Linked DNA regions of Homo sapiens: regions 2 and 3 are each linked to region 1. The links are chromatin contacts, found by Hi-C or POLR2A ChIA-PET in ENCODE. All regions are on one chromosome and are shown on one strand. Each heading gives the region's core, a stretch centred on a gene start or an enhancer-like site at or near the end of the contact. The rest is flanking DNA. Distances are from core to core; before and after follow the strand shown.

What was found. Hi-C counts contacts between places; a loop is a spot of excess contacts on that map. ChIA-PET counts read pairs that join two places held with the same protein, here RNA polymerase II (POLR2A). Pooled maps may share reads with other maps.
Region 2: a pooled map shows a loop between it and region 1 (15-fold over the local background). The contact joins the promoter of KHDC4 here to the promoter of MSTO1 in region 1. A Hi-C loop is called at or near these places in 6 of 50 pooled maps. POLR2A ChIA-PET finds 5 or more read pairs at or near these places in 4 of 52 experiments (A549, CD8-positive, alpha-beta T cell, WTC11 and 1 more).
Region 3: a pooled map shows a loop between it and region 1 (5-fold over the local background). The contact joins the promoter of ENTREP3 here to the promoter of MSTO1 in region 1. A Hi-C loop is called at or near these places in 2 of 37 single-sample maps with no recorded cell type and 9 of 50 pooled maps. POLR2A ChIA-PET finds 5 or more read pairs at or near these places in 5 of 52 experiments (PC-3, Panc1, activated naive CD4-positive, alpha-beta T cell and 2 more).

Annotation. Positions count from the first base shown.
Region 1 is chr1:155,608,497-155,611,569 of GRCh38, reverse strand. It overlaps MSTO1 (misato mitochondrial distribution and morphology regulator 1), which reads right to left and starts at 1,352. Exons shown (of 14, transcript NM_018116.4): 1 at 1,238-1,352; 2 at 1,010-1,145; 3 at 462-531; 4 at 279-354; 5 at 1-21. The coding sequence starts at 1,321. It overlaps LOC105371452 (a long non-coding RNA gene), which reads left to right. Exons shown (of 2, transcript XR_922171.2): 2 at 1,678-1,961. RefSeq lists enhancers at 616-1,490, 1,491-2,365.
Region 2 is chr1:155,932,949-155,936,090 of GRCh38, reverse strand. It overlaps KHDC4 (KH domain containing 4, pre-mRNA splicing factor), which reads left to right and starts at 1,678. Exons shown (of 14, transcript NM_014949.4): 1 at 1,678-1,755; 2 at 2,242-2,458. The coding sequence starts at 1,718. LOC107985207 (a long non-coding RNA gene) reads right to left here and starts at 1,623. Exons shown (of 2, transcript XR_001738244.2): 1 at 1,542-1,623; 2 at 1-843. RefSeq lists enhancers at 1,442-1,601, 1,702-2,011, 1,551-2,117, 973-2,172.
Region 3 is chr1:155,254,233-155,257,727 of GRCh38, reverse strand. ENTREP3 (endosomal transmembrane epsin interactor 3) reads left to right here and starts at 2,245. Exons shown (of 12, transcript NM_006589.3): 1 at 2,245-3,075; 2 at 3,272-3,328. The coding sequence starts at 2,851. It overlaps SCAMP3 (secretory carrier membrane protein 3), which reads left to right. Exons shown (of 9, transcript NM_005698.4): 6 at 71-230; 7 at 342-443; 8 at 937-1,054; 9 at 1,309-1,747. The coding sequence ends at 1,455.

The DNA.
Region 1 (3,073 bases), core at 103-2,602:
ACCATCACTACTCAGCACTCCCTGGGAGGGGTCAGAAAAATCGACATTTAGTTCCAGGCAGTTTAGAGGCAAAGGTTGCTTCGTCCTCCTTGAGTTGGCTGGCCACACCGCATAGCCTCCTTTCTGTTCACCGAGTCGCAGTCCTTAGGAAAAGGAGTGCTTTTTCCCAAAATATCATTCTAAGACACTTAAAATGATTAAAATCCCCGTTTACCTGCCCCTATGGAGACCCTCGGGTTGTGGCACCGGGTTAAAAAGTTCAGGACAGAGGCCCTCACCTCTGCACTCAGAAAGTCTTGGAGATAAGGGTTCTTGGGATAGAGTTCCTCTTTGTGTGTGGTGAGCTTCCCCTGCCTGAAAGAGTTTGGAGATTGATCAAAGAAACTGCACTCTGATCAGAGTTATCCAGCGTTCTGCGTACATACACGATCCCCACCCTTATCCATACATCAGTTACACACCATGCTATTGCAGCATCCAACTGTTTGTCCCTGTAGAGTCCACCTTCCTCTTTTAGGGAGCTCAAACTACCTGTACAGAAATAACAGAGACAATGTTAGGTCAAAGCCTGGGCACCCTTCCCCTCTAGCTAACCTTCCTCTGATCACCTGACAACCTGCTGTCACCATCTCTCCAGCACTTGGCTCTTCCAAGCTTTCTGGGATATACACTAGTTGGGGGAAAAACCTTGGCTTAGGAGAATCTAGATTCCATCTTTCGGTTCCCAGCTTAGTCATTAGCTGTGGGACGCGGGGGGAACCACATCCAGGGGTCTGACAGGAGTGCTGCAGTTCAAGTCCTCACTGTCTCCAGGGCCTAGCAGCCTATTCCCGAAATGGCTCTTGAGCAACTGTCGTGGGCCCCTCGAGTGTTGGCATGTTGTGCTCAGCTCCTCATCTCCGGTCCTGGAGCTCGGTAAGGTGGGAGGGTCTTGAAGATAACGGCAGCGCAAGGACTAGGCACGCGGAAGGGAAATAAGGGGCATCGGCTAACTCTGCCACCACCTCACCCTTCAGATCCATGAGGATGAGTCGCGGCGTGTAGGTCTCCTGGCCGTGCAGCGTCCGGCCCGTACGATACAGGACGTCGGGGCACAGCTCTCCCGGGGGCTCCTTGGAATCGGTCGCTCGGCCCAGCGCAGCATCCTGGGGAAGCAGAGAGGACGAGGCAGGCCGGCTGAACGTCGGGACTGTAGATCCCGAAGGGCTCCTCGGGGGCAGCTGCCGGCTGACCTCACCTGCTGGTTCCACCAGTGCGCGCCCACGAAACCGGCAAAATGTCCCAACTGCAGTGTGAGCACCTCCCGGGCCCCGCCCGCCATACTGCGCTGCTCCACGGGGCCGCCGCGCCTCAGCCGCGCCGCTCGCTGCTCCTAGCCGATTGGCTTGGCAGGCGCGTGGGCGGGTGTTATTCTCGGCTACTTATTGGCCCGCAAACACATCCTTTCCCATTGGAGAAACGATGCGCCGATCCCTTCCTACCTCTTCCTAGACGTGGCCCAGTCCGGCTTCTCTGTGGTTGCCTGTGAGGGGCGGGGCTCCACGGGCCACGCCGTTGCTCCTGCTCCACGTTGGAGCGGGGTGGGCGCCGTCTCCGCCGCTGACTTGGGGCCGCCAGGGCGCGGGCCGTGGAAGGCTCTGCTTCCTACTTGTCTTGAGGTCTTATCCCTTCTCACAGATCTCTCCGCTGGCTGATAGCTCCCCGGGCAAAAAGAAAACCTTGCCAGAAAAGCGGAAGCTCCCCTAAAGCCTCCCATGCCCCTTCATCTCTTCAGAAGTCACGTGGACCACGACTAATAACCTGTGGACTGGCTTAGCTATCATATCTCTATCATTTACACGTATTTATCTATCTCTGTGTATCTAACACCTTATGTAAAGAGAGTATGTATCTGTTGGCGTCTTTTGCTCAATATGGTTTATGTAATTCATATTTTTGCAAATATCTATAATTCATTTTCATCACTGCGGAATAGTCCATTGTATGAATACGCCACCACTGATCTATTCTAAAGAAAGAATAGGCTGGGCGCGGTGGTTCACGCCTGTAATCCCAGCACTTTGGGAGGCTGAGGCGGGCAGATCACGAGGTCAAGAGATCGAGACCATCCTGGCTAACACGGTGAAACCCCATCTCTACTAAAAATACAAAAAAAAATTAGCTGGGCGTGGTGGCGGGCGCCTGTAGTCCCAGCTACTCGGGAGGCTGAGGCAGGCGAATGGCGTGAACCCGGGAGGCGGAGCTTGCAGTGAGCCGAGATCACGCCAATGCACTCCATCCTGGGCGACAGAGCGAGACTCTGTCTCAAAAAAAAAAAAAAAAAAAATATATATATATATATATATATATATACTGCTGATAATAGCTTTTGGGATTGTTTCCAATTTTTGGGCTATTAGGTGCTATGATTAACATTCTTGTGTGTATTTAGAAACAAGGCAAGGGCCGGGTGCGGTAGTTTACGCCTGTAATCCCAACACTTTGGGAGGCCGAGGCAGGAGGATCAACTGAGGTCAGGAGGTTGAGACCAGCCTGGCTAACATGATGAAACCCCGGTCTCTACTAAAAATACAAAACATGTAGCCGGGCGTGGTGGCGGGCCCTTGTACTCCCAGCTGCTCAGGAGGCTGAGTCAGGGAATCATTTGAACCTGGGAGGTGGAAGTTGCAGTGAGCCGATATCACGCCACTGCACTCCAGCCTGGGAAACAAGAGCAAAACTCCTCTCTAAAAAATAAAAAATAAAAAAATAAAAATAAAAATAAAAAAGGCCGGGCGCCGCGGTTCAAGCCTGTAATCCCAGCACTTTGGGAGGCCGAGGCGGGTGGATCACGAGGTCAGGAGATCGAGACCATCCTGGCTAACACGGTGAAACCCCGTCTCTACTAAAAATACTAACAATTAGCCGGGCGTGGTGACGGGCGCGACCTGTAGTCCCAGCTACTTGGGAGGCGGAGGCAGGACAATGGCGTGAACCCGGGAGGCGGAGCTTGCGGTGAGCCGAGATCGCGCCACTGCACTCCACCTTGGGCAACAGAGCCAGACTCCATCTCAAAAAAAAAAAAAAAAAAAAA
Region 2 (3,142 bases), core at 429-2,928, 320 kb before region 1:
TCCAGAGAAACAGTAGATTAGTGGTAGCCCATGTCTTGCGGGGCAAGAGAAATGTGAAGTGACTGTTAACAGGTGAGGGGTTTCTTTTTGGGGTGATGAAAATAATCTGGAATTAGATAATGATGATTGTGGCACAATCTTGTGGACACACTAAAAAACACTGAATTGTGCACTTAAATTTACTCTTTAAAAAGGGTAAATTTATGGCATAGGAGTTACATCACAAATTTTTTAAAATGACAAATATAATAAATAATGTAATTTCAATCAGAATCCCAACAGCATTGTGTTTTGGGGAGAAGAGGAAAAGGGGCACTTTGGGGAGGCCGAGGTGGTAGGATCGGTTGAGCCCAGGAGTTTGAGACCAGCCTAGGCAAAATAGTAAGACACCCCCCACCCCCGCACCCCCTACCACCCCGGTCTCTTAAAAAAAAAAAAAAAAAGCCAGGTGTGGTGGCCCGTGCTTGTAGTCCCAGCTACTTCAGAGGCTGAGGTGGGAGGATCAGGAGACTCATTGAAGCTCCAAGACATCCTAAAGGTTAGAAACCTTTAGCCTCGGCAGGGCGCGGTGGCTCACGCCTGTAATCCTACCACTTCGGGAGGCCGAGGCGGGTGGATCACCTGAGGTCAGGAGTTTGAGACCAGGCTGGCCAACATGGCTAAACTGTGTCTCTACTAAAAATACAAAACAACAACAACAAAAAATTAGCTGGGCGTGGTGGCGGGCACCTGTGATCCCAGCTACTTGGGAGGCTAAGGCAGGAGAATCGTTTGAACCCGGGAGGCGGAGAGTGGTTAGCCGAGATCGCGTCATTGCACTTCAGCCTGGGTGACGGAGCGAAACTGTCTCAAAAAAAAAAAAAAAAAAAAAAAAGAAACCTTTAGCCTACAGAATCAACTCAAACTCCTCAGCATAGCATTCAAGGCCTTTCATCTTCTGGCCTCCCACTCCAGCCAGCTCAACCGTTAAGTACACAGATGCCAGAACAGGGTGCTCCATAACCTATGCTTGATCGCCTCTCCAGTACTCAACCGGCTTTTTAGCGTCCCATTCTTAAACGCTCCAGCAAGATGAGCAGCTTATCTTCTTCGACCTTTGCTTAATATACAACTCTATCATACATATTTGCCTGCGTACCTGCCTTGCCACATTGAGAGTACCAGAATGGCAGGGCCTGCGGCTTATTCATCTTTTTATTTTTATATTCCCTGCTTGGTGCACAGAAATGAAGCAAACAAACAGAGAAATTCTCCAAATGATCTTTGCAACGAATCCTTTTCCTTTTCCTAAGTAACAGAAACGTGAAACGGGCAAAAGCCGCGGGAAGGCTGTCTCCCCAGACAGAAACTAGGACTCAACACAAACGTAGCGGAATTTGAGGAGAAACCTGTTTAATCTCCTGACTCATGCATATTGTCTTCTAGTCTAACAACATGCCCACGATAAAGATGGATTCAGCTAGCCCCGATTCCGCATTTATAGTAGGCACAGCAGCCATCTTTCTTAAGGTTAAGGCGCAACCCGGAAGATCACACCCTACCTGCCTCAGAAACGCCAGATGCCTTTAAATCATCGAGAGTCCAATCGGAATCGACATTTTCACCGGAACCGCTCGGCCCCACGACCGGAAGAGGCTGTGCGTAAGAACGTTGGGGGCGGAAGTGACGAGAGGTGGTAGTCGGATAGTTGGCGGGTGGTTGAGTAGAAGCGGTCGCCATGTCCGCGGGGAGCGCGACACATCCTGGAGCTGGCGGGTACGGCTTCAGGGGCGAGGGCATCGGAGCGAGCACTGGGGCGCAGGAGAGGCGGAGGGACCCTGAGAAGCTGCGTATAGGGTGGAAGGGTCCTTAAGTGGGAAGTAAAGGGCTGGACGTTTGGGGAGAAGGATCTTGAGCAGGCCTGGGGCCCTTAAAGGGCCGGCGGGGATCCGAGGGAGGAGGCAAACGGGGACTTTTGGAAGGGCGAGCCAAGGGGAAGGCGTAAACTAGAGCGTGTAGGATAGAGTGGAGTCTTTCGATATAGGTGACAGTAGAAACGAAAGATTTTGGGGAAGGGTTGAAAGTGGGGGTTTGTTAAATAAGCAATAATTGTTTAAGGAGAGGGGAGTTTTAGATTTGGAAGGTGATTCGGAGGTGTAAATGGAATATAATAGAGGGAAAATGGGGTGCTAAGGCGTAGTAAGGAAAGAATAACATACACGAAAGCTTTGGGGCCTAATGTTTTCCTTTTTCTCCATGTAGGCGCCGCAGCAAATGGGACCAACCAGCTCCAGCCCCACTTCTCTTCCTCCCGCCAGCGGCCCCAGGTGGGGAGGTCACCAGCAGTGGGGGAAGTCCTGGGGGCACCACAGCTGCTCCTTCAGGAGCCTTGGATGCTGCTGCTGCTGTGGCTGCCAAGATTAATGCCATGCTCATGGCAAAAGGGAAGCTGAAACCAACTCAGAATGCTTCTGAGAAGGTATTTGAAGTTGAAGGGTCTCCACTAATTGCGAATTTAATAGTTGTTTTGCCGGGCGCGGTGGCTTACGCCTGTAATCCCAGCACTTTGGGAGGCCGAGGCGGGTGGATCACAAGGTCAGGAGTTTGAGACCAGCCTGACCAACATGGTGAAACCCCGTCTCTACTGAAAATACAAAAATTAGTCGGGCATGGTGGCACGCGCCTGTAATCAGCTACTCAGGAGGCTGAGGCAGAACTGCTTGAACCCGGGAGGCGGAGGTTGCAGTGAGCCGAGATTGTGCCAGTGCACTCTAGCCTGGGCGACCCAATGAGACTCCGTCTCAAAAAAAAAAAAAAAAAGTTGTTTGTAATCCTGTAATCGCATAATAATTTGTGTTAGTAAAGGATAAATGGATATAGTAGTTGAGAGATCATTTAGTTTTGGAATGTTCCAGAACACATTTTGTTACAAATACATATTTACGAGGCGTTTTTGATTGGGCTGATTACATTTATGGACCAAATACCTTGTCTTGTCCTTGTTCACTTAGTTCAGCTTAAGCTGTATTTCCATAGTCATTTAAAGCAACATAACATGTTTTTAATATATGTGCTTTTTCCCTGAAGTCAGAGGAGTTCAGGTAAATCAAGTGAGCCCCATAGTGTCATCTCTAATTAGAACCTGTAGGGTTTTATTTATTTA
Region 3 (3,495 bases), core at 996-3,495, 350 kb after region 1:
TGAGCATAGATGGGAAGGAGCCTTCATTGCAGTCCAGAAGGGCTCCTCATCCTGTCCCTCTGCCCCTTAGGCAGCACGCTGGCTCTTCTCCTGAACTTCCTCGCCTGCCTGGCCAGCTTCTGTGTGGAAACCAACAATGGCGCAGGCTTTGGGCTTTCTATCCTCTGGGTCCTCCTTTTCACTCCCTGCTCCTTTGTCTGCTGGTACCGCCCCATGTATAAGGCTTTCCGGTAAGTGTGTTAGTGGTGGGAGAGTGATGGAGACCTGGGATGGGCCCCACGTCTGCCCATCCTTCAGCTCTAATTCTTCTCCCACCCTCCCCATTTTTTTCCTCTTTGTAGGAGTGACAGTTCATTCAATTTCTTCGTTTTCTTCTTCATTTTCTTCGTCCAGGATGTGCTCTTTGTCCTCCAGGCCATTGGTATCCCAGGTTGGGGATTCAGGTTTGTGAGGCTGTTATCCACCCTCACCTTTCCCTCTAGATCCAGCCAGCACTGGGTGCTGGGATAGGAGTTGTTCAGAAAAAGGAAATGTGGTTTTAATCCTTGGGAGGTACTAGTTTAATGAGATACAAGACATACTTCCAGGATAGAGCGCAGACAGCACTCTTGACACATATAGATTGAAGGGAAGAATGCTGCATTTGGCCAATCTAAGGTGGCTTCCTGGAGGAGGCATAGAACCATGGTTGAAAGGAGGAAGAAGAATCCCCAGATGAGTGCCTGGAAGAGCTTGGAGAGCTCAGGGCTAATGGTTCAGAAACTGGAATTAAACTATGAAGAGATTAGATACAGTTTGGGATTGTGGTGCTTGGAATGCTGCTCGATTGACAGGGAGCCACTGCTGATGGGAAGGGTAGGAACAGGGGATGCTGGTGACATAACCAGTGGAGAAGCTGAGGAGCCCCTCTTCACTGGTACATCCTTCCCTTTACAGTGGCTGGATCTCTGCTCTGGTGGTGCCGAAGGGCAACACAGCAGTATCCGTGCTCATGCTGCTGGTCGCCCTGCTCTTCACTGGCATTGCTGTGCTAGGAATTGTCATGCTGAAACGGGTGAGGGCTGTGTCGAAGGTGGGGCCGGGATGGTGAGATCATGGGTCCCCAGGGGCGTGGGTGGAACATTCAGGAGCAACTGGCACAGGTCAGGCTGCTGGGTTGTTCTCAGCTAATGGACCTCTGGGGTGTGTGTTTCTGTGTGTGAGTGTGTGTGCTGGGCAGCAGGCTGCTGAGTGGTAGTGATGCTGTTAGGCTGGGGTGGGGAACCAGTGGCTGGAATGGGCGGTAATGTCTTTGTCCTCTACTTGCAGATCCACTCCTTATACCGCCGCACAGGTGCCAGCTTTCAGAAGGCCCAGCAAGAATTTGCTGCTGGTGTCTTCTCCAACCCTGCGGTGCGAACCGCAGCTGCCAATGCAGCCGCTGGGGCTGCTGAAAATGCCTTCCGGGCCCCGTGACCCCTGACTGGGATGCCCTGGCCCTGCTACTTGAGGGAGCTGACTTAGCTCCCGTCCCTAAGGTCTCTGGGACTTGGAGAGACATCACTAACTGATGGCTCCTCCGTAGTGCTCCCAATCCTATGGCCATGACTGCTGAACCTGACAGGCGTGTGGGGAGTTCACTGTGACCTAGTCCCCCCATCAGGCCACACTGCTGCCACCTCTCACACGCCCCAACCCAGCTTCCCTCTGCTGTGCCACGGCTGTTGCTTCGGTTATTTAAATAAAAAGAAAGTGGAACTGGAACTGACATCCCCGTTTCCTGAATCTTCATTGGGAATTAGGCCTTATGAAAGAGAAAGGAGAGTGTGGAGTGAGGTGGGAAGGTCGGACCCGGCTTTAGTGTAAACTGGGAGATATGAGGGGCGGGGCGGTGGAGCCCGAGTGGCTGGCGCAGGAAGGAGGTGGGAAGTCCACGGAAACGCGAAACCCGGAGACGCCAGGGAGCCCTGCTCCCCACCCCTCTCCATTAATGACGGGGAAGAGCCACCGCCTCTGCCGGGAACGCCAAGGAATACGCGGGCCTGGAGCCTGAAAAGCTGGATGGGGCTCAAGTGGAGGCCCAAAGGATCACTAGCAGCCTAGCCAGGGTCCAGAGCGAGGCAGGGACTGGAGGAGCGCTTATCCGACTGCCTCGCCCTGCCGCGGGATCCCCCAACCCCGACAGGGTCTCAGTCCCGAACTACAACTCCCGGGGTGCACCGCGCCGGCCCTCGCCGCCATGCCCCTCCTTCCCGCACCATCCCCATTCCCATCCCCCTTCTCTAGTCCCCGACCTGCGGCAGCCGGAGCTCGGGGAGCGGAGCGTGGTGGGGAGGGGAGCGGGACAGGCGACACAGGAGACAGCGGCGCCGCGGCCTCTCCCCACCAGGCGGCCCCGGATCCTACTGGACGCCCTGAGGGCACACCGACCGCGCCTCTAGAGTCACCCCACGCCGACCCCTCCCCTCTTCTCTAGACTTATTTCCATCCTTCCCGCTTTTACCCTCCCCACCCCTCCCTGGGCTCCAGGCCGCCGCCCCCTCCTCACTCCTGGACCGGCCCTTCTCGGTGCCCCTCTTCCCTAGGGAGATGCGATGAGCCGGTGCCCCCGCGTCCTCATCGTCGCCCCGGGCACGGTGCCCGTCCAGTGCCCGTGGTGGGGAGGGAGCACTCCGCGGTCCCTCCGTGACGCCCCTCGCTTGGCCCCCCCCACAGCTGGCGTCCCTCGGCCATGCCCCAGGGGACCCAGCCAGGGGGTGGGCTCTAGAGCGAGTGGGGTGGAGAGGAGAAAGGACGGGGCCTTGGGCGCCTCTGAGATGCTCCCAAGTGCCAGGGAGGGCCGAGCGAGGCGCAGGCAACCGGGCAGCAGGCATGATGCCCTCGCCTAGTGACTCCAGCCGCTCGCTGACCAGCCGGCCCAGCACCAGGGGCCTTACCCACCTCCGCCTCCACCGACCCTGGCTGCAGGCCCTGCTTACGCTGGGGCTGGTCCAAGTGCTCCTGGGCATCCTGGTGGTCACCTTCAGCATGGTGGCCTCTTCCGTCACCACCACCGAGAGCATCAAGAGGTCCTGCCCGTCTTGGGCTGGGTTCTCGGTGAGTTGGGTGCACAGTTGTTGGGTGGGGGAGGCTCCTCGGGCCCCACCCTCCACACCAGCTGCAAGTCCACATGCTTGCCTCTCCTCCCTCTCCTGGTCCTCTGCCTCCTTACAGGGCTGGGTGCATCCTGTGGTGAGGGGCTCACTCAGGAGCCTCCCCTGCCAGGCTGAGCCTGTGCCCACTCTGTCCCCAGCTGGCGTTCTCCGGGGTGGTTGGCATTGTGTCCTGGAAGCGGCCATTCACTCTAGTGGTAGGTGCCAGGGTCCAGTGCCCACTGGGAGGCAGGTGCCCAGCACGCAAGGGGAAGCCCATTTATGTCCTCAAGAAGGGAACTGGCTCCCCAGTTGGTGCCAGCCGGGTGGGCACGAAGTGTCTGTGAAGGAGGGGGACTCTGTCCGTGGCAGAGGAGTACTCATG